2 separate regions of the Homo sapiens genome follow, and region 2 is linked to region 1. Evidence: chromatin loops called from intact Hi-C (ENCODE). Cell type or tissue: IMR-90. All regions are shown on one strand. Links, peaks and the distances in the headings refer to the core of each region. The heading gives the core; the rest is flanking DNA.

Evidence for each region. Peaks named below come from ENCODE experiments on the same cell type or tissue, not always from the same donor. Only the 100,000 strongest peaks of a DNase experiment are listed, where the experiment ranks them.
Region 2: a loop joins it to region 1, with 2.1 times the contacts of the local background. A loop is called at or near these places in 10 of 110 quality-filtered maps.

Annotation. Positions count from the first base shown.
Region 1 is chr10:44,851,983-44,861,853 of GRCh38, reverse strand. The region is part of intron 2 of TMEM72-AS1 (TMEM72 antisense RNA 1); the gene reads left to right. Among named protein-coding and RNA genes, the nearest start is that of TMEM72, 54 kb to the left of the region's middle. RefSeq lists an enhancer at 7,846-8,346. In IMR-90, for the core only: CTCF peaks have their summits at 3,918 (motif pointing right) and 8,518 (motif pointing right); a DNase peak (open chromatin) is centred at 4,013.
Region 2 is chr10:44,730,024-44,739,894 of GRCh38, reverse strand. No RefSeq gene overlaps it. Among named protein-coding and RNA genes, the nearest start is that of TMEM72, 180 kb to the left of the region's middle. In IMR-90, for the core only: a CTCF peak has its summit at 5,604; no DNase peak of the experiment used is centred there.

The DNA of each region.
Region 1 (9,871 bases), core at 913-8,912:
TGCAGATTATGAAACATTAGACAAGATAATGAGTAAAGTTTTTAGCATACTACTTTGCATGTAGGTTTTGGTGGTTTCTGGTTATTATTCATAGTGATTTTTTCAGTAATTATATATTGAAAAGAAAGCTGAAAACCATTAAAGGATGTTAAAAACACCATGGAAATGTGCTTATCTTTTTAAAAAGTTGCAGTAGCTTTGGGAAGTCACCAGGAATGGCAGCCACGTGGCTCCAAACTGACTGCTGTGTGGCAGGGACCGCCAGGGTGGGGCTGGGTCCAGCTCAGAGTCATCCTGCTGAGCTTTCAGCCCCCAGATCCTTATCAAGTCATTGTGAATCTCAGCGCATTCCAATGGGCCATGTTCATGATGCCTGTGGAGGGGTGGGGTGGTTCCCTCCACTTTGGCCCAAGGAGAGTTTGCCTTTCCCAGGACTCTGGCCAGTAGAGTTCAAGTGGTGTAATTTTCTTCATCTCTTAACTGTTTCCAGGAGTTTGCAGAGCCTTCTCCTTCCTGGCTTCCTTCTCTGCCTTGGGGGTGCCTGTGGCCACAGGAGCCCTGAGCAGGGTTTGCACTCCCAGTCTGGGGATGAACAGGAGGACCTGTCTGATGGGAGCAGCTGCCAAGCAAGGGTGGGGATGGGAGAGAACCCCCAAACAGAGCAGGCGTGGCGTCCGGGTGGGCCAGATGAGCAGGGGTCCAAGGTCAGGGTTCACAGGCTCAACAAGAAGCTTCCTCTTGGAAACCTAAAAAAGGAATCAGGACCGAGGGACATAACCACAGAGACACCAAAGGCCCAGACAACAGGCTCAGGCGGGAGCGTAGCTACTTGTGGTCATAAAGCTCTGAATGCTGCTTTAGTCTCCAGGCCCCAGGGCCTGAGCCTTCAGGACCAAGATCTGGAGCTCCTGCCCTGCTATACCAAAGGTGCTGCTGTAAACACTGTTCTGGTTCTAACTGTTTAATCCCACGCCAACTCTAGGAGGCAGGTGCTATTTAATATCATCTCCAGTTACCAAGGAAGAAACTGAGATTCAGAAAGAGAAAGGCACCTGCCCAAGGTCGCACAGCTTGTGAGCTACAAGGCTGGGACCTGGGCAGCCTGGCTCTGGGGGAAGCGTCAGGCACCAGGGTCCCTGCAGGGGCCTCTGTGCACTTTCTCATTCACATGGCCTGAAGCTCATCCTGAGGTCAGCTGGGAGACTGTGCAGCCCTCTTCAAAGGCCCATCTACAGAATTTGTGAGTCTTTGAACCATTTATTGATTGTAGAAGACAATCAGCCCAGAGAGACGTGAGATGGTTCTGTAGGAAACACTATGATAGGACAGTCAGCAGGAGCCTAGTACAGCACTGAGTATGTGTGTGTGTGTGTGTGTGTGTGTGTGTTTGTGTGTACACTCAGAAAAAAGCAAGTTCCTACTGTGGCAAAGAATAGAGGGTAAAAATGCAAACATGCGAGTACCCCTCTGACACAATGAGTTCTTTCTATCATTCATTTTTTTCTTTACCATTTTAGTGGAGGCAACATTGCCCCAAGGGAATAAACGGACATTAAATCTCTGTGTTTTGGGATTTTCCTGGCATTTTTAAATCAGGAAAGTACTATTTACAGCTACATGCTCACACACACACACACACCCTGCACACACACACACACACATACACACACACACACGGGGAGGGTCACAGCAGACAATGGCACCTGGCCCAGCGGGGTCCCCTGGATGGGAAGGCAAGTGCAGTGTGTCAATCACTTAGAGGGGCAAAGGCGGGCTAGAGGGAAAGCCCCCAATTCCTGAAGATGGTGGGGCTGGACAGGAGAGACCTTCATCCCTGTCACTTTCCTCTAAGCTCCATACCAAGTGGAAGTCACGAAGGTTAGGGTCTTGTTGCTCACCCATAAAACGAAGTATGGTGATGACAGTGATGGGACTAAGTCACACTCATGTTAAGTTGTCCAGTACCTGCGACACAGACACTGCAAGAACAGTCCCTCTAGGTGTTAGAGACAGCAGCCTCTGTCCCAAGGCATCTGTGAGAGTTGGAAGTGGTGCTTGGTAGATGGCATTGTGTGGATGGGTACTGGGGGGAGTCACATCTGCGGGTTGGTCCCTGTGCAGCACACAGAGAACGATGTCTGCGTGGACCTCACTTGATGGCTGTGACAGCCTCAGCTCACTTGGCTTCCCACACAGGAGACCTGCAAGGCCACTCACAAAAGGCGATTGATTTAGTGGCTCAGGGCGCTGGGATGGAAGGGCCTGGGGAGTCCTTCAGTGACGACCCTTCTCTCTGCGTGGCCTCAGGCCCCAGCCTCCCCACTTCTCCCAGTTCTAGCAACTGACACTCATCTCTTCTCCCCAACCCTCTTTTCTCTTTCTAATCTGTGAAAGAAAAAGTAGTCCCCACTTCCCTGGGGCTTTACCTTTAGAATTCCAAATTGTTTTACCACAACTTGGCTCTGGTAAATTCCAAGTTTTGACTTTTCTCTCTGTTGTTTAATATTTGAATTTCAAGACCCAGCTTGGAAGTTGAAGAACTGAATATTGAGGATTTTATTCCCTTGTGTTCCTGCTACATAACTCCTGATTCTCCTTCTTGCAGAACAGGCTAGAGGGTGAGTCACTGTCTCAGTCAGCTTGAGTTGCTGTAACAAATACACCCTAGGCTGGGAAGCTTAAACAGCAGACATTTACTTCTCAGAGTTCTGGAGCTGGGAAGTCCAGGATCAAGGCACTGGGAGATGTGGTATGTAGGGGGCCCTTTTCAGGTTTGGGATGGCACCTTGCTGTGGTCTCACATAAGGGAGAGCAGGGAGGTAGGGAGCAAGCTAGCTCAGGTCTCTCTCTCTCTTTTTTTTTTTTTTTTTTTTTTTTGAGACAAGAATCTTGCTCTGTCACCCAGGCTGGAATGCAGTGGTGTGATCTTGGTTCACTGCAACCTCTGCCTCCTGGGTTCAAGTGATTCTTCTGCTTCAGCCTCCCGACTAGCTGGGACTACAGGCTTGTGCCACCACGCCCGGCTAATTTTTGTATATTTAGTAGAGATGTGGTTTCACCATGTTAGCCAGGATGGTCTTGATCTCCTGACCTCCTGATCCACCTGCCTTGGCCCCACAAAGTGCTGGGATTACAGGCGTGAGCCACCACACCTGGCCCTCAGGTCTCTTATAGGAGCACTAATCCCATCATGAGAGCTCCAGGCACATGACCTCATCACCTCCTGGAGTCCTCACCTCCAAATACCATCACATCGTGGTTAGGCTTCAACATGCCTACTCCAGGAGGATGCAAACATTCAGCCCATAGCAGTCATGTACCTGAGGTTGTGATGAAATAAATACACAAAATAACATTTCTATCTATCACCATCCTCCTCCTTTTTGACTGTTAGCTGGGCTGGCCAGCACCTCGAGGATGGTGGGTTTGCTGGCATCTTCCGGCAGACAATGGGGGCCCTGATGATGGGCTAAGAGACCCAGTGGCCCTCACTCTGTCTCTTAAGCCCTTGACCCTGTGGCCTTTAGTGAAGCTCAGTGCAGTTATCAGGACCCCATGACTCATTTGCTCTCCAATTCTTCCTAAGGATGTTTACAGACCAACTTACACCAGCAATAGCTTTTAAAAACCCTCATGAAGAATTCCCACAGTCTACCCATAACCTCTGCCGCAGAGTTCGTAATGTCCCAGACCCCCGTCCTCAGCCATGCAATCACTAGCGTCTTTATATGTAAAGAGAAGATAGTAAAACCTTGCCCTGCTGAATTCATGGGATTCTTTTAAGAGCCCAGCAGTGGTAGATGGGAAGTTCTTTGTAAACGGAACCATGCTGGGACCACTTGCCCTTTTATTCAGGGTCCTGACTTTTCCTTCCTGGCCCTGCGGTCCCCCTGCAGTGCACTCTCCTGACCCTAGGTGGCAGCAGCACCTCGGCTCCCCTCAAGGGAGGCCTGCTGCGGATGGAGGCTAAGGTCAGGATGCAGCCTAATTAGCTGAACAGTTTGCAGCCCTGCTCAGCAAAGAAACCCCTGGGGTGCGGGAAGAGAGTGACTCACATTCTTGTTTCCTTGATAAAGGAGAATGTTTTGAGAGTCATTCTAGCGTTGCAGTCTGGGGTCACACCATCCAGACACTTGGCTTCTCTTCCTTCCCCAGCATCCCTCAAGACCTTTTTTTTTTTTTTTAAATCCTCACTCCCCCCAACCCCCCTCAAATGCACCAATAGGCTCAGTCAGAACAAGGGCTCAAGAGTCTGCCCGAATAAAGACTCTTCTGTGTCCACAGGCTCAATGTGAGCATCCCTGTCCACACCCGGGCCTGGCCAGACCCAAGGGCTTTCTTACAAGATGTGTGAAACGTCAGCATTGAAAGGGCTGGGCAGAGCATCTAGTCTAATGGGAATTTGACAGGGGTAAACTGTGCCTGAGAACCCAAAAGAGGCAGGGAGGGAATGAGCATTTCCTGATCACCTGCAGCGTGCAAGCCCTGTGTGAGGTGTCGGTATACCTGCTCACTCTTCTAGAACAGCCGTAGGATGGGGTAGGTGAGGGAGGTGGGTTTCAAATGGAAAAAATGGCTGCACAAGAGAACACAAGTAGCTTCAAGATGAGAGTAGCTCAGTTCATTCATGGATTTATTTTTCCTGCAAATGTTCACCCTGGTGTGTTTCAGTGCCCAGGCCTGGGGACATCCCAGCTGACCCCTGCAGCTGGGGGCTCTAGTCAGGCCCACTGTCATGCCTCTGGTGGCTCAAGGGTGCACCTGGTCCCGTAATGCCTCCCAGGTCGGCCACACCTCTCAGAAGATACCATTCCTCACCTTCCTCGTGTGCTGGTTCCTCTCCTTCTGACTTTGGTTCTTCAGCCTCAGCTTATCTCTTCCTCCCCAGAGCTGGTGCTGACTTGAGCCCCCATGGCCTTGCCTTGGAAAATATGACAATGACTGTAAATGTTTGGCCGCAGAACTGTTCTTTCACGGGGCCACAAAAGAACGTGTGGCCTCCTGATAATGCCCACGGCTGGTGCAGGCTTGGGGAAGGAGGCCTCTTGCAGAACCAACCCTATAGATGCTGTAGCACCACTGACCCCTTGCACATACATATGCTGCTGACTAGCTCTTGGCCTGAGAAACTTCATTCATTAACATCTTTCCCAGGGCACCTGTGTCCCCTTGGAATCTGGTTTATCTCCAGACAGAAAAACACATGGTTCCTGTTTTCCTCAGGCAGCTCCTGGTTCCATACTGGTCATTGCATGGAAGGTTGAACAGGAGGATTGCCTAATTCTGTGCATCTGAATGAGAGCACAGGCCCATCCAGGAGGTCTGCCGCAAATGCAAAGTGCTTGTCACATTACAGGCAATCAGTGAAAGGAAGCTGCCTCATGGTGTCAGCATGGGTTGCATGTCTTATAAATATACATTGGATCTCTCGCAACAAAGGCTCTGTAGAGTTTGAAGGGACGTGGGAGGGATCTAGTTTTGACTTCTGATGGTGGAACATCGGGCATCAACGTGACAAGGCACTTTGGGCAAGGGGGCTTGTTCTCTTCATCTCTGTGAGAGATAATTGCCATCTTTGGTGTTCATCATTCATTTGTCCACTTAATTCTGCTGGCTGAACCTGGAATGACACCACACGCTGGAGACAGCTTGATGAACAGAACAAGACATGGCTCCCAACCTTGCCCTTTGTTGTCTGATGGAGAGCAGGGAAGCAAAGAAGGGAATAGGAGGCTGAGAGGTGAGGCTGGGCCATGTAAGGCCTTCTGGGCTATGTGAAGGATTTGCATCTTTAGCTCAAAAGCAATGTGAAGTGTTTGAAGGGATTTTAGGAGGCGAGTAATACAATCAGGTTTGCATTTCACTATTAAGTAGATGAGTTGGATGGAGGCTTCCAGATCTGGAGGCCTGGAGAATATTGGTCCAGGCAAGGATGGTGGCACACAGGAATAAGGCAGTGAGGGTGGAGATGGAAAGAGTGAACAGATTTGAGAGATGTTTAAGAAGCTAAAAGTGTAACCTGCTCCCGCCAGAGTATCTGTTCAACCAATGGCAAAATCAACTCAATGGATTACATACTGGTCCTGGGATCCTGTGTTTCAACCTCCTTGTTGTACAAGAGATAGTTTGTAGGTCTGAGGGCAAAGGAACTTCTGGGGGCCCACAGCAAGTGAGATGCAGAGCCAGGGCCGAGACTGGTGTAAACGCATGGGAACCACACTGGGGACTCACAACAAAGCCCAGTGCTGGATGAGGTCCTCTCTAGGCCTCTCCCTAGGGATACCTGGGTCCTCTCCTTTCCTCTCCCTGGAGCAAGCCCCATTACCCCATCAGGGAGAGGAAAGGATAGGATCCAGGTCTCCAGCCTCCAGAGACATCTGCTTACCAGGGGACCCGGGGAGTGAGGAAGAGTATAGGAGCAAGCATGGAGTGGGGCCTCTGCTCAGGCCCTGTCCCTTCTTTCATGGCGCCTACAGCACATCTTTCAGCAAAGGATGCGACAGGCAGCAGGGTGGGGAATCTGAGAACAACCAGGCATTTGATGCCTCTGGGGGCAGGGCAGATAATGAGATGCAGGCATGAGCCCAGGGGGCTGTTTGCGGTCCAGTCTGCCCTCCTTCTTGGCACTGAGGCCAGACTTAAAGGTCAGGAGGACGTCAGACCCTCTCATCTGGGGCTCTCCTGGCAGCCCCTCCCCTCTGCACTCCTCTTCCAGCCCCTGCACGCTTCTGCCGCACCAGCTTCAATGCCTCTATTGTGGCGGCAGCTGCAGCGCTGGGGGCTCTGGCCCTCTCTCCCTCTTCTCCCCTCCTGCAGGCCCCCATGGGTGGGGAGCTGAGCAGCTCCTTCCTATTTTCTGTACCCTCAGGCCCAGAACTCCTGGTTTCTGGTCACCCTCCTCATTCTGGGCAGGTGGCTGCTGGTGACCCGGCTCCAGCTCCCTCTCCCGCCTTTTCTGGGTGGATGCCCTGAGTGACACAGGAAAGTTTCCCAAAGCAGGTGGACTCCTGGGGCCACCGGGACCTGCTCTCTCCCTCCACAGGAGATTCCTGTCTGTAGATCTTGGCTTTCCTGCAGGATCCACACTGGAGGGAGGGAAGGGGTAGACTGGGGAAGAGTTCTGTGCTTTCAGCTGTAGCATTTAGATTCAAGGAGAGAAATGGAGAGAGAAAGAGAGAGAGAGAGATTGCACAAAAGCATTTTAAAAGAAACCACCTTTATTCTCTTACTCTCCAGGTGGGTACACCAAGCCTGATAAAATCCAACTTTGGAGTCATATGATTTAACTGGAGAAGTCTTTCACTTTGGTATGAGACTTAAACAAGTGGTCTCTCTTTTCTGACTTTGACTTCCTTATCTGTTAGCAGGGTCTCATGCCTCTCCCAGCTCTGTGGGTTGCTGTGAGTCCCAGGACACCTAGAAGTAAACTCAGGAATGAATGACTTGAGCCACCTCGGTGCTCTGTCCAGGCTGCCCCTCCCCACCCCTGCCTGCTATCACAGTGCCATTAAGTTTAAGTGACAAAGCAAGGATTTAAATTAAAAAGGCAAAAATTTCACGGAGAGTTGGGCATTTGAGCTGCGCAGAGAGCTTACCTGAAGTGCTGCAGCCCTGGAAGCACAGCCAGCTGGCTGCCCAGATGTACTGAGCCAGTGCAAAGCTTGACATAATGGAAAGACGGTTGCTCTCTGTCCCCTGGTCTGAGCTGACAGCAAACCACAGAGAGGCAGTGGGCATGCAGAGGAGGTGGGAGTCCTGATGTTAGGGACCTGAGCAGCAGGCAGCAGTGCACAGCAGAGCAAAACTGTGTTCCTTCACGGGGCTTCCGCTGGCCCTGGGGAAGAGCTCGTCCAAAGACCCAGAGTGGGCAGCAAGCCTTAAATTGGCCAAGTCCAGCCCCAGGACACCCTGTCCCACCACCCCCATGAGGCCAGCCCTCAACACTTGGTGACTGTGGACTTTCTTAGGGTGCCGTGGGAAGCTGCCACCTTAACTTGATGCCAGCTCCTGGGGAGAACTGGGCGGTGCCCTCACTGCCTTTGGAGGGGAGAGTCTAGTGCTCAGGGGCACACTGATGCCAGGGGCCCTCCTGGAGCCATGAGGAGAGGAGTCAGAGAGCAGGTCCAATGCTATGAATCAGAAACCCCAGCTGAGGAAGGGGCTGGGGAAAGCATTAGACAGCCTCTTGCCAGCCCATGCTGTCCTCCAGCTGGAGTCTTCAGAAACCCTTTGTGCTGCCAGAGGAGGCATCTCCAGGGAACCCCCAACTCCTCTTCACTCTTTACAAGCTGCTTTGAAAAGATCAGGTGGCAGAGGCCATGCATGGAGTGTGGGAATGGCTGGGGCAGGCTGTCCAGCTCCCTGGGCCCCTCTGGTCCCCACCTAACCCCACCCCCTGGCTCTGGGTGAGGTGCTGACATGAGGTACAAAGCTGGGAAAATGGGGCTGGATGTGTGCTTGCTACAGTGTGTGTGGACACTAGAGGCACCATGAGCTGATGTGCCAGGCTTTGGCAACTGCTGTGCAGGAGAGGGCACCGTGTGCACAGGGAGTGAAGGTGGGGACAGAGAAGGTCTGTGAGCCTAGGCTGAATGGGCCTGGCAAGGAAGCAGAGGCTGCCAAAGAAATGCATAGTGCTGGTTCAGGATCACAAGGAAGGCCTGAAGACCATAAAAAATTCACCTCCAGGTCCACAGATGTTGAGAATTTCAGCAGAGCAGTTGCTTTTCTTTGGCTTAAGGTACTACCTCTATGGTAGATCCTGCCCAAGGCCATTCCCTCCCCCATCTTGTTAGCTGATATATATATATATATATGCTGGGCCCCTCCAAGGCTGAAGGCTCAAGGGCTAACCCCAGCCTAATAATCATGGTCATTCAGTTTTTGTGGCTAGTGATTGCTTTACTAAGGGGCAGGTACATTAACTTGGTTATTGAGGCTTGATGGGATGTTTACCTGGAATGTTCTCAAAAGGGTGTGGGTGAGAACTCCCATTTCTGCTTTGGCTGAATCTCTTCATGTCTGCCTGTGATGCCTGGGACTGTGGCAACTGTTTTATAATCATGAAGCAACAAGTTTAAGGATGAAGTCAATAGGCTGGGAGGATTAATGCAAAGAAGTGGAACGAACTTGAATTGTTCAAGACATCTTTGAGCCAACCTCATAGCCACCATAGCTCGGATTTCTTATTCTGTAAACTAATCAATGTCCATGTGGTGTAAGCCATTGTGGTTGCGTTTTCGCTTTATGCTGCTGAAAGCACCCATGCAGGTATAGCCTCTCTTTAAGTGTGTCTCAGATCATCTCGGTGCTTGGCTGAGATCCCCTCAGATCTCTCCTTATTGTTTCCCTCCCACTCTCACTTGAGGGCAGTGCTGGCACTGGGGCCTGGGCTGGTCCTTGCAGGATTCCTGGGTTATAGGAGCTGCTTTACCTGCAAGGAGCAGAAGTGCCTGGGGGATTTTGCACCCCCTTCCCTGTCTGTGCCTGTGGGAGACAGGGCCCTTGGTCCAAGGCCACAACCCAGCTGTCTTCCTCCTCTCCTCACCCAGGCCCCTACTTGTCTTTGGGAAGCACATCTTTAGTGATTCAGTTGTGTGTGGGTCCTCATCTCAGAGTCTGCTTCTGGGGAGCCCAACTAGAGACAAGGTGCAGCTCTCCTGGGCGGAGTCAGCCTCCCCCACGCTGGCGGTCACGGCAGGAGTGGGATGCGAGGCTGGGCCCAGGACATGCTTCCTAGCCTTCCCTGTACTCCGGCCCTGCTGGTGTGCCTGGGGCTCAGGGCTGCTCAGAGGCACTGCCTCACCCTCCTGTGCCTGCTTTTCATGTGTGCCATCCTGGGCCCATCCTGGGCCCGGCTGCATTCTCCCTG
Region 2 (9,871 bases), core at 1,247-9,246, 120 kb after region 1:
CACTGAATCTGTAGATCACTTTGGGTAGTGTTGCTATCTTAAAGATACTATCTTCCAGTTCATGAACGTGGTGGGTGGTCTTTCCATTTAAGTCTTCTTTAAGTTCTTTCAGTAATGTTTTGTAGATTTCAGGTTATAAGTTTCAGGGCTCTTTTGTTAAATTTATTCATAAAAATTTCATTATTTTTGATATATAACAAATGGTATTGTTTTCTTAATTTGTTTTTTGGATAGTCCATTGCTGGTGTGGACAGAAATCAACACAACTGATTTTTGTGTGTGTTGATCTTGCAACCTGCAATTTTGCTAAATTTGTTTCTTAGCTTTAGTAAATTTTTGTGGATTCTTTGAGATTTTCTATATATAGAAACATGCCATCTTCAAGTAGAGAAAGTGTTACTTCTTTTCCAATATAGATGCTTTTTATTTCTTTTTCTTGCTTAAGCATGCTGGGTAGAGCTTTCTGTACAAAGCTGAGAAGCAGCTGTGAAAGCAGGCATCCTTGTTGTATTCTTGGTCTTAGCAGGGAAACTTTCAGTCTTTTACCATTGAGTATGTTGTTACCTGTGGGTTTTTCGTAAATGCTCTTTATCTTGTCAAGGAAGTTCCCTTGTATTCCTAGTTTTATGCATGTTCTCATCATAAAAAGTTTTGGATTTTGTGAAATGCTTTTTCTATGTCAGTTGAGACTATCGTGTTTTCTTGTTTGTTTTTATCTATTAGTGTACTGTAGTACATTGATTTTTTAATGTTAATCAACCTTGTGTTCCTGGGATAATTCCCATTTGGTCATGGTGTATAATCCTTTCATGCTCTTGTATTTAGTTTGCTAGTATTTGGTTGAGGATTTCTGCATCTATATTCATAAGGTATTTTGGTCTATAGTTTGCTTTTCTTGTGGTATCTTTGCTTAGCTTTGTGGGTAATTTTTGCCTTACAGAATGAATTAGGGTTATTCCCTCCTCTTCAACTTTTTTGAATAGTTTGAGAAAAACTGGTGTTAATTCTCCTTTAAGTGGTTGGTAGAACTCACCGTTAAGTCATCTGGTTCTAGACTTTTCTTTTTCTTTTCTTTTTTTTTTTTTTTTTTGAGACAGAGTCTCGCTCTGTCGCCCAGGCTGGAGTGCAGTGGCACGGTCTTGGCTCAATGCAAGCTCCAAGTCCCGGGTTCATGCCATTCTCCTGCCTCAGCCTCCCGAGTAGCTGGGACTACAGGCGCCTGCCACCATGACTGGCTAATTTTTTGTATTTTTAGTAGAGACGGGGTTTCACTGTGTTAGCCAGGATGGTCTTGATCTCCTGACCTCATGATCCGCCCACCTCGGCCTCCCAAAGTGCTGGGATTACAGGCGTGAGCCACCGCACCCAGCCTAGACTTTTCTTTATTAGGAGATTTTTGATTATTATTTCTTCTCAAGTTTCTTTTGGTAATTGTATGTTTCTAGCAATTTGCCTTCTATCTAGGGTACCTAATTTGATGTCCATTTGTTTTGGTCTTCTCTTATAATTCCTTTTTATTTCTGTAAAGTCAGTAGCAGTGTCACCACTTTCTTTTCTGATTTTAGTGATTTGCATTTTCTTTCTTTTTCTCTTGGTCAGTCAGTCTAAGCAAAATTTGATCGGTTTCACTGATTACACTTGCTCTTAATTATAATACTTGTTTCCTCATCTCCATAAAATTTGGTTATTTGTAATGAGAAGACTGTTAACCTGTTGGATATAATTATTATTTGAAATTACCCTTTGGTATCAGGTTGATTAATTTTTTCAAGATTCATGCATAAACAGGAAGCATTTCTCTTTGCCCCCTAAAATACTACAGAGATATTTGCTATCAGACATATTCTGACAATGCTATCTTTTTTATGAGGTCATATGGCTAAGTATTTTTTTTGTATATAATCTGCAATGACAAAAAATAAGGAAAAAACAAACAAACAAACAATCAAACAAATAAAAACACCCATTTTCTTTGTCTTCTTATGATATTCATGCCCAGATATGTTAAGGGATCACTCTTCAGTTCAGTCACCATGTCACATATGGTGATAGAGTCAGACAGGCCTGTGCTCCTGCTCAAACTCTACCACACAGCAACTATTTTATTTATCCAGTTAATTACAGCATATATTTGTGGTATCATGGTTAAATGCCTCACTCTTTGGAAAGGAATGCTTGGGTTCAAATCTTGACCTTCTCATGGCTAGATGTGTATTTTTGGGTCAGTTAAGAATCTCTTTCAGCATCAATTCCCTCACATGTAAAATATGAGACTTAAAATTTCCTTACTTCAGAAGAATGAAACTAGACCCCTATGTCTTGCCATATACAAAAATCACATCAAAATAGATTAAGGACTTAAACCTAAGACCTCCAACTATGGAACTACTGCAAGAAAACATTAAGAAAAATCTCCAGAACATTGGTCTGGGCAAAAATTTCTTGAGCACAGGCAACCAAAGCAAAAATGGGCAAATGGGATAACATCAAGTTAAAAAGCTTCTGCACGGCATAGAAAACAATCAGCAAAGTAAAGAGACAACCCACAGAATGAGAGAAAATATTTGCAAATTACCCATCTGATAAGGGATTAATAACCAGAATATATAAGGAGCTCAAACAACTCTATAGGAAAAAATCTAATAATCCAATCAAAAAATGGGCAAAATATTTGAATAGACATTTCCCAGAAGAAGACATACAAATGGAAAACAGGCTTATGAAAAGGTGCTCAATATAATTGATCATGAAAGAAACGCAAATCAAAACTACAATGAGATAACATCTCACCCCAGTTAAAATGGCTTATCAAAAAGACAGCAATAACAAATGCTGGTGAGTATTTGGAGAAAAGGGAACCCTTGTATATTGTTGGTGGGAATGTAAATTAGTACAATCACTGTGGAGAACAGTTTGGAGGGATCCAGCAGTCCCACTACTGGGAATATATCCAAAAGAAAGGAAATGAGTATACAGAAGAGATATCTGGACTCCCATGTTTGTTGAAGCTCTGTTCACAATAGCTAAGATTTGGAAGCAATCTCAGTATCCATCAACAGATAAGTGGATAAAGAAAAGATGGTGCATATACACAGTGGACTACTATTCAATCATAAAAATAATGAGAGCTTGTCATTTGCAACAACTTGGATGGAACTGGAGATCATTATGTTAAGTGAAATAAGCCAGGCACAGAAACATCACATGTTCTCACTTATTTGTGGGATCTAAAAATCAAAATAGGCCAGGCATGGTGGCTCACGCCTATAATCCCAGCACTTTGGGAGGCCGAGGCGGGCAGATCACCTGAGGTCAGGAGTTCAAGACCAGTCTTGCTAACATGGTGAAACCCCATCTCTATTAAAAATACAAAAATTAGCCAGGGTGGTGGGAGGCGCTTGTAATTTCAGCTACTCAGGGGGCTGACGCAGGAGAATCACTTGAACCCGGGAGGTGGAAGTTGCAGTGAGCCGCGATCACACCACTGTACTCCAGCCGGGGCTACAGAGAGAGACTCCATCTCAAACAAAAACAAAAAAATCAAAATCAAAGTAATTGAACAAATGGAGATAAAGAGTTACAAGGATGGTTACCAGAGGCTGGGAGGGTAGTGAGGGGCTGTGGTGGGGGAAGGTGGAGATGGTTAATAGGTACAAAAAATAGAAAGAATGAATAAGACCTACTATCTGATAGCACAACAGGGTGAATATAGTCAATAATAACTTAATTGTACAATTTAAAATAAGTAAAAGAGTGTAATTGGATTGTTTGTAACATGAAGGATAAATGTATGAGGGGATGGATACCTCATTCTCCATCATGTGATTATTATACACTGCATGCCTGTATCAAAACATCCCATGTACCCTGTAAATATATACACTTACTATGTACCCACAGAAATTCAATATTTTAAAAAATTGCTTACTTCACAGAGCTTCATGTTCCTTAAATGAGATCATCTACATAAAGTCCCTGACACATAGAAGGGATCAAAAAATATCTTTTGTCATTATTATTTTTATCAACCATTAACAGCCTCGACATACTTACACATAAGTTGGGAATAATAATAGTACCTGCCTCATAGCACTGGGAAGGGTTTTGGTTATCTATTGCTGAGTAGCAAGCCCACCCCAGCTTAGTGTTATAAAATGTACAGCAGTTTTAGTGCTCCCAAGAGATGTGGGTCAGGAATTCAGAAAAGGCACAGCAGACAGGGCCTCAGCTAGGGACACTTAAATGGCTGGGGCTGGAAAATTCTGAAGGTATCTTTGCTCACAGGACTGGCACCTACACTTGGTTTACTCAGAGGGTGGGCTCAGATTCAGCTGTCCACTACAGTTGGGGTCCCCAGCCCCCAGGCCACGAACCAGTACCAATCTGTTAGGAGCCGGGCTGCGCAGCAGGAGGTGAGCGTCAGGTAAACAAGCGTTACCACCTGAGCTCTGCCTCCTGTCAGATCAGTGGCGGCATCAGATTCTCATAGGAGCAGGAACCCAAAGGGAACTGCACATGCAAGTGAACTAGGTTGTGCACTCCTTATGAGAATCTAACTAATGCCTGATGATCTGCGGTGGAGCAGTTTCATCCTGAAACCATCCCTCTCATCCATGAAAAAATTGTTCACAAAACCGGTCCCTGGTACCAAAATGTTGGGAACTGCTGCACTAGAGTGTCTACATGTGGTGTCCCCATGTGGCTTGGACTTCCCATTGAATGGGAGTTGGATTCTAAGAGGGGGCACCCCAACAGGGAATATTTAAGGAGACCAAGACCAAAGTTATAAATCTTCAGGGCCAGCCTCAGAAGACACGAGCATCCATGCTGCCACAATCAATTGGTTGCAAGTCTGTCACTAAGGCCAATTCAGATTGAAAAGAAAGGACATTGATCCCAGCCTTGATGGGTTAATGGCGATAGCACACTGATAACGTGCATGTAAGATGGGGGAATATATTGTGACCATCTTCAGAAATTACAATATGTCAGAAACAATGTGTGTAGTTCACTTGACACAGTGCAGATTCACAGTAAGAATTCAATACAAGCTGTTGTTATTGCTTTCATTATTGTATTAACCTGAATTACAGACAAATCCCTACTTTTGATGGACTCATAGTCTAGTGGATGAAAAAATAATATAAGACAAGGCATATAATATGTTATGGTGGTATCCCATAATGGTTACGATGGGTTCTCAGAAACCTGTGAGTGTAAGGAGAGTCTCACACTCAAGGACTACAGCTTCACCCAAAGCAGTCAGAGAAGACTGCATATGCAAGGCTTTCGTGGGCCAGAAAGGAAGTCCCAGAGCAATTCTGGTTCCTGTTGTCCAACCTCAGGCAGGTCTTTCTCACCATGTTAAAGCCCCAAAGCCTGCCTGGACATTGCTGGAGCAATGTTCACAAAGTTGTCTGATTGACCCATATGCAATGAGATTTATAAACTGGGAATTCCTGCTTCTCTGGCCAATGACAGAACCTATTTTAAGGCCAAAGAGATAACTCAAAATATTTGTCCTTATTTATCCAAAGACAAAACAGGAGGGTGAAAAAGCTCACTCTAACTGGTAAAGCCACCCTTGCAAGCAAGGAGTGTCCACCTGGTGGTCAGGGAAGATTACTGGCAGGAGGATGCTGGGTGCAAAGCTTAGAAAGATTGTGGCAAAAAGAAGAACAAAGACTCTGACAACTCTCTCCCTGTCTTATTCGTTCTTTGTGTTACAATTAAATGGATGTTTAACAGATCATCCTTCCATGATTTTCTATACCCACCGAAATAACAAGCTCTTAGGAAACCAGACATTATGTCTTTGTAATTTCACTGTGTCAGACTCATTCTGGGCTCTCAAATACTTAACAAGTAAAGAAAGATCCTTTATCTTCCTGTCCAAAGACAAACCACAGCTTATCTTTTATACTTTAATATTTAACAAGAACTTGCCATACTAGTTTCCCAATCCCCACATCACAGTTTTTGGGAAAAATAGCCAATACACAAAATGTCATGTTTAATCAGTGTGTCGGTGCGTGTGTGTGTGTGTGTGTGCATGTTTATGTGTATGTATTACAGAAGAAAGTCAGTGGAGAGATTGATGGAAACAGCCTCATCTAGATTTCCTTAATGGAATAGATGTCTGGCAGCATTTTTCATAAAGCTAAGGTCTCCAGGAGTGAATTGGAAAGAAGGCACCCATCTTGACGTGCTCTTTTCTTGTCCTTGGAGATAGTAATTGTTCTTTTCTCTTTCCCCCTACAAGCATTCTCAGTGGGAGTCTCAGATGACTAAGGTGATGAAAAAATAGTTACACATGTTTTTCTTTTGCCCCTAAAGAAATATCCTGGGCTAGTTCCATATTCTTTCAAATGAGTTTGGCTGGAGAAGGAGAGGGAAGGATTTTCATGCATAGCGCTTGAGTTGTATGTTAAATTGTCTGCAGGAGGTTAGAACTGGGAGTACTAGTATCATCTTTAAAGTAGTCTTCAAGGATTCCATCACAGCTGCTCAGTAGTTTTGATGTGACATTCTTGAATATCTTCTTTTCAAAAACCTTACATTAAAGTGTGCCAATGCATAGAATTCATTATACATGCTGGAATTCATTAAATATATAAATTGCCTTCTGGATCATTGCATTTTTATACCACCTACATGCACATTAATGCCTAATTTGAAGTCAATCTGTTTTGGAAAATGCCTTCTTCATGGTAAATTTTAATTGTCATTAGTTGTTGATGAGGGATTAGAAAGGAAATGTGGTCCATGGTGCCAAGGCAGATGTGCCTGTAAGTGTGGACCACTTTTGGAATCAAGGCAGAAATGCCAAAATACAATTTCACCATATTCCATTTTCTGAGGAATCACCACATAATGGTGTGGGATATTTACGTTTCATGTCTATATTTTATGAGGCATTGACAGAATGAGAGGTGGCCAGAAGAAAGAACAAATTTTCCTTGCAGAGGCAGCTGTAAAACAGTCATGTACAGCGATTGCCCAGTGTATATAATTTTCCAGACTCTTCCAAAAGTCTGTTCTGCAGGATATCTTACTCTACCTAACTAAATATAATTTCAAATATTGGTAACATTTAGTGGCTAATCAAAAAGAAAGTTATCCTTAATTTGAAAATATTATTTTGGCAAAATACCTCTCCTGTATTTAATCTAAATTTGTTGATAGGATTATTTTCTTTACCTTTGTTATGGCACGGATTCTACTTTGTGAAATCTTTATTTAAATAATTATTATTTTATTATAACTGTCCTTTAATTAGTTATGTTTTATACCTTTCTTATGGCCTTGAGATTGTTGTTCTTTGTGTTATAATTAACTGGATGTTTAACATATCATCCTTCCATGATTTTCTATACTCACCAAAATAACAAGCTCTTAAGAAACCAGACATTGTATCTTTGTAATTTCTCCTTGTTAGGCTTATTCTGAGCTCTCAATAAATACTTAAGAAGTAAAGAAAGATCCTCTATTTTCCTGTCCAAAGACAAACTACAGCTTGTCTTTTATAATTTAATATTTAACAAGAACTTGCCTTACCAATTTCCCAATCCCCAAATCACATCACACAGCTTTTCGGAAAACTATGCGATCTATGTGATTAAAAATCAAATTCATATTGTAGATCAAAAATATCTCTCTTTAAAAAAGTAGGTTGAGGTCTTGACTTCCCGAACAGTGGAGTGAGAATCTAGGTGAACTCATCTTCCCTCTAAAATAATAAGAATTAAGTCAACACAACTAAAATCAACCATTTCAGACTCAGGGAGTTAACCAAAATCATTGATGAGGCTCAAAGTTGTATTTCCAATAGAGACTACTATGTCTTGGTAAGACAGTGAAGTCACAGCTGAACCTAGGTAGACAGTGAAGCCTGTGACAGTTAACTTGGGTTATTCTCATCTGGACTCGCTACTCTTCTCAGAGGCACAGGAACCAAAATCTGGCAGCTTTGCTGACAACAAAAAATATTTGACAGCATCTGGAGGATTACTAAATGTATTATCCACAGAAAACAGTCAAGATTTTGTCTAAAGTTGCAGTTTCCTGGGAAGTCTGCATTTTCAGAACGGGGCGTTAAATGGTTTAACTCAGAACTGAGCTCAGGGAAATTGGTGGGGGACCTACCCCCAGGACATTACCTAAATAAGAACAAACTGCTGTCAACATCTCAGCTATCTAAAGTTGTGATCTCATTTGAGGTAAACTAGAGCCAGGATGAGAATTTAAAAGGAAATTCTGGACAATAAGACAGCCCTAGGGAACTCTGAAAAGCTCTAACATGTTCCTGGGGACATAAAATACTGTGCATTTATGTAAGGCTATGTGCATGACCAGGAAAAGACCAGGGAAAGAAGGTAACATGCCCGCTGGGTGACCTTGAAGCCTCACTGAAGTAAAAGTGAAAGCTAAGGCTGTCTTGTAAATTGCCTGAACTTTTAAGGCATGCCTTCTCACAAATAGCTTTGGCAATGGGTGAAAGACATACAAGCAAAGCATTTTATAAAAAAACTCTTTGGAGCGATCATTGGGCTGACCACTAAATTATACAGTGCTGATCCAGGTGTGAGTTCTAGGAAGCCAGGCTGAAAACTAAAATCAAGAATTTATGTTTTTTTTTAAAAAAAGTAGGTACAAATTCAGAGGCTACGCACTCCTGGGTATGCAGATTTAGGCCAGGAATGTCACAAAATAAATACTCAACAAGAAAAAAGAACCACAGCAATAAAAAACCAGTAACAAATCAGCCACAGCAACAAATGTTGAGGAACAGAGTAGAAGAATGTGGCACCAGAATTGTCATCATATATTAACTAATGCTCAATTTTCAACAAAATTTTTTTATAAGACATACAAAGAAAGAGGTGTGTCACATACACAGTAAAAAAGAAAAAGTAGCCATCAGAAAATATTTTTAGTAGATGTAGACTTCAAATTAGTGATTAGAAATATTTTTTAAAATTAAAGAAAATCATATTTAAATAATTAAACAAAAATAGAACGATAAAGTCTCACCTAATACAAATACCAATAAAGATATAGAAATCATAATTAAAAAGTGGTAGAAATCCTAGAATTGAAAGTTACTATAACTGAAATGATAAATTCACTAGACAGTCTCAACAACAGATTTGAGCTAACAAAAGGAAAAAAACAATCAATAAACCTGAAGATAGGTCAGTAGGGATTATCCAGTTTGGATAGCAAAAAAAAGAAAAGAAAAGAAAAGAATGAAGAAAAGTGAACACAGCCTGCAGGACATCATCAAGAGTAACAATAAAAACACAACGAGAGCCTTAGAAGATGAGAAAGATAAAGGGGAAGAAAGAATATTTGAAAAAATTGTTACCAAAAATGTCCAGATTTAATGAACAATATTAATCTATACATTCAAGAATCTTGAACATTCATGAACTCCAGTAGACAAATCATAGTCAAACTGACAAAAGTTAAAGACAAAAAGAAAATTTCAAAAGCAGCAAGAGAAAGCAACTTATGAACAAGTAAACATCAATAAAAGTAACAGATGATTCTCATGAAAAACATGGAGGCTAGAAATTTGAGGGTGATGTGTACAAAATGTTGAAAGGAAATGACTATCAAGCAAGAATGTACATCCATCTAAATTCTTCTTCAGCAATGAAGGAAAATTTAGAACATTTCCAGATAAAGAAAAACTGAAATTGCCACTATCAGAGCTACCCTATAAGAAATCTAAAATGAATACTTCAGGTTGAAATGAAAGAAAACTGAACATTAACTTGAATCTAAATGAAGAAATAAAAAACATTGGTAATGTTATTTACATATATGTGACCAAAAACAATATAAATATTTTTCTGTATATAACTCT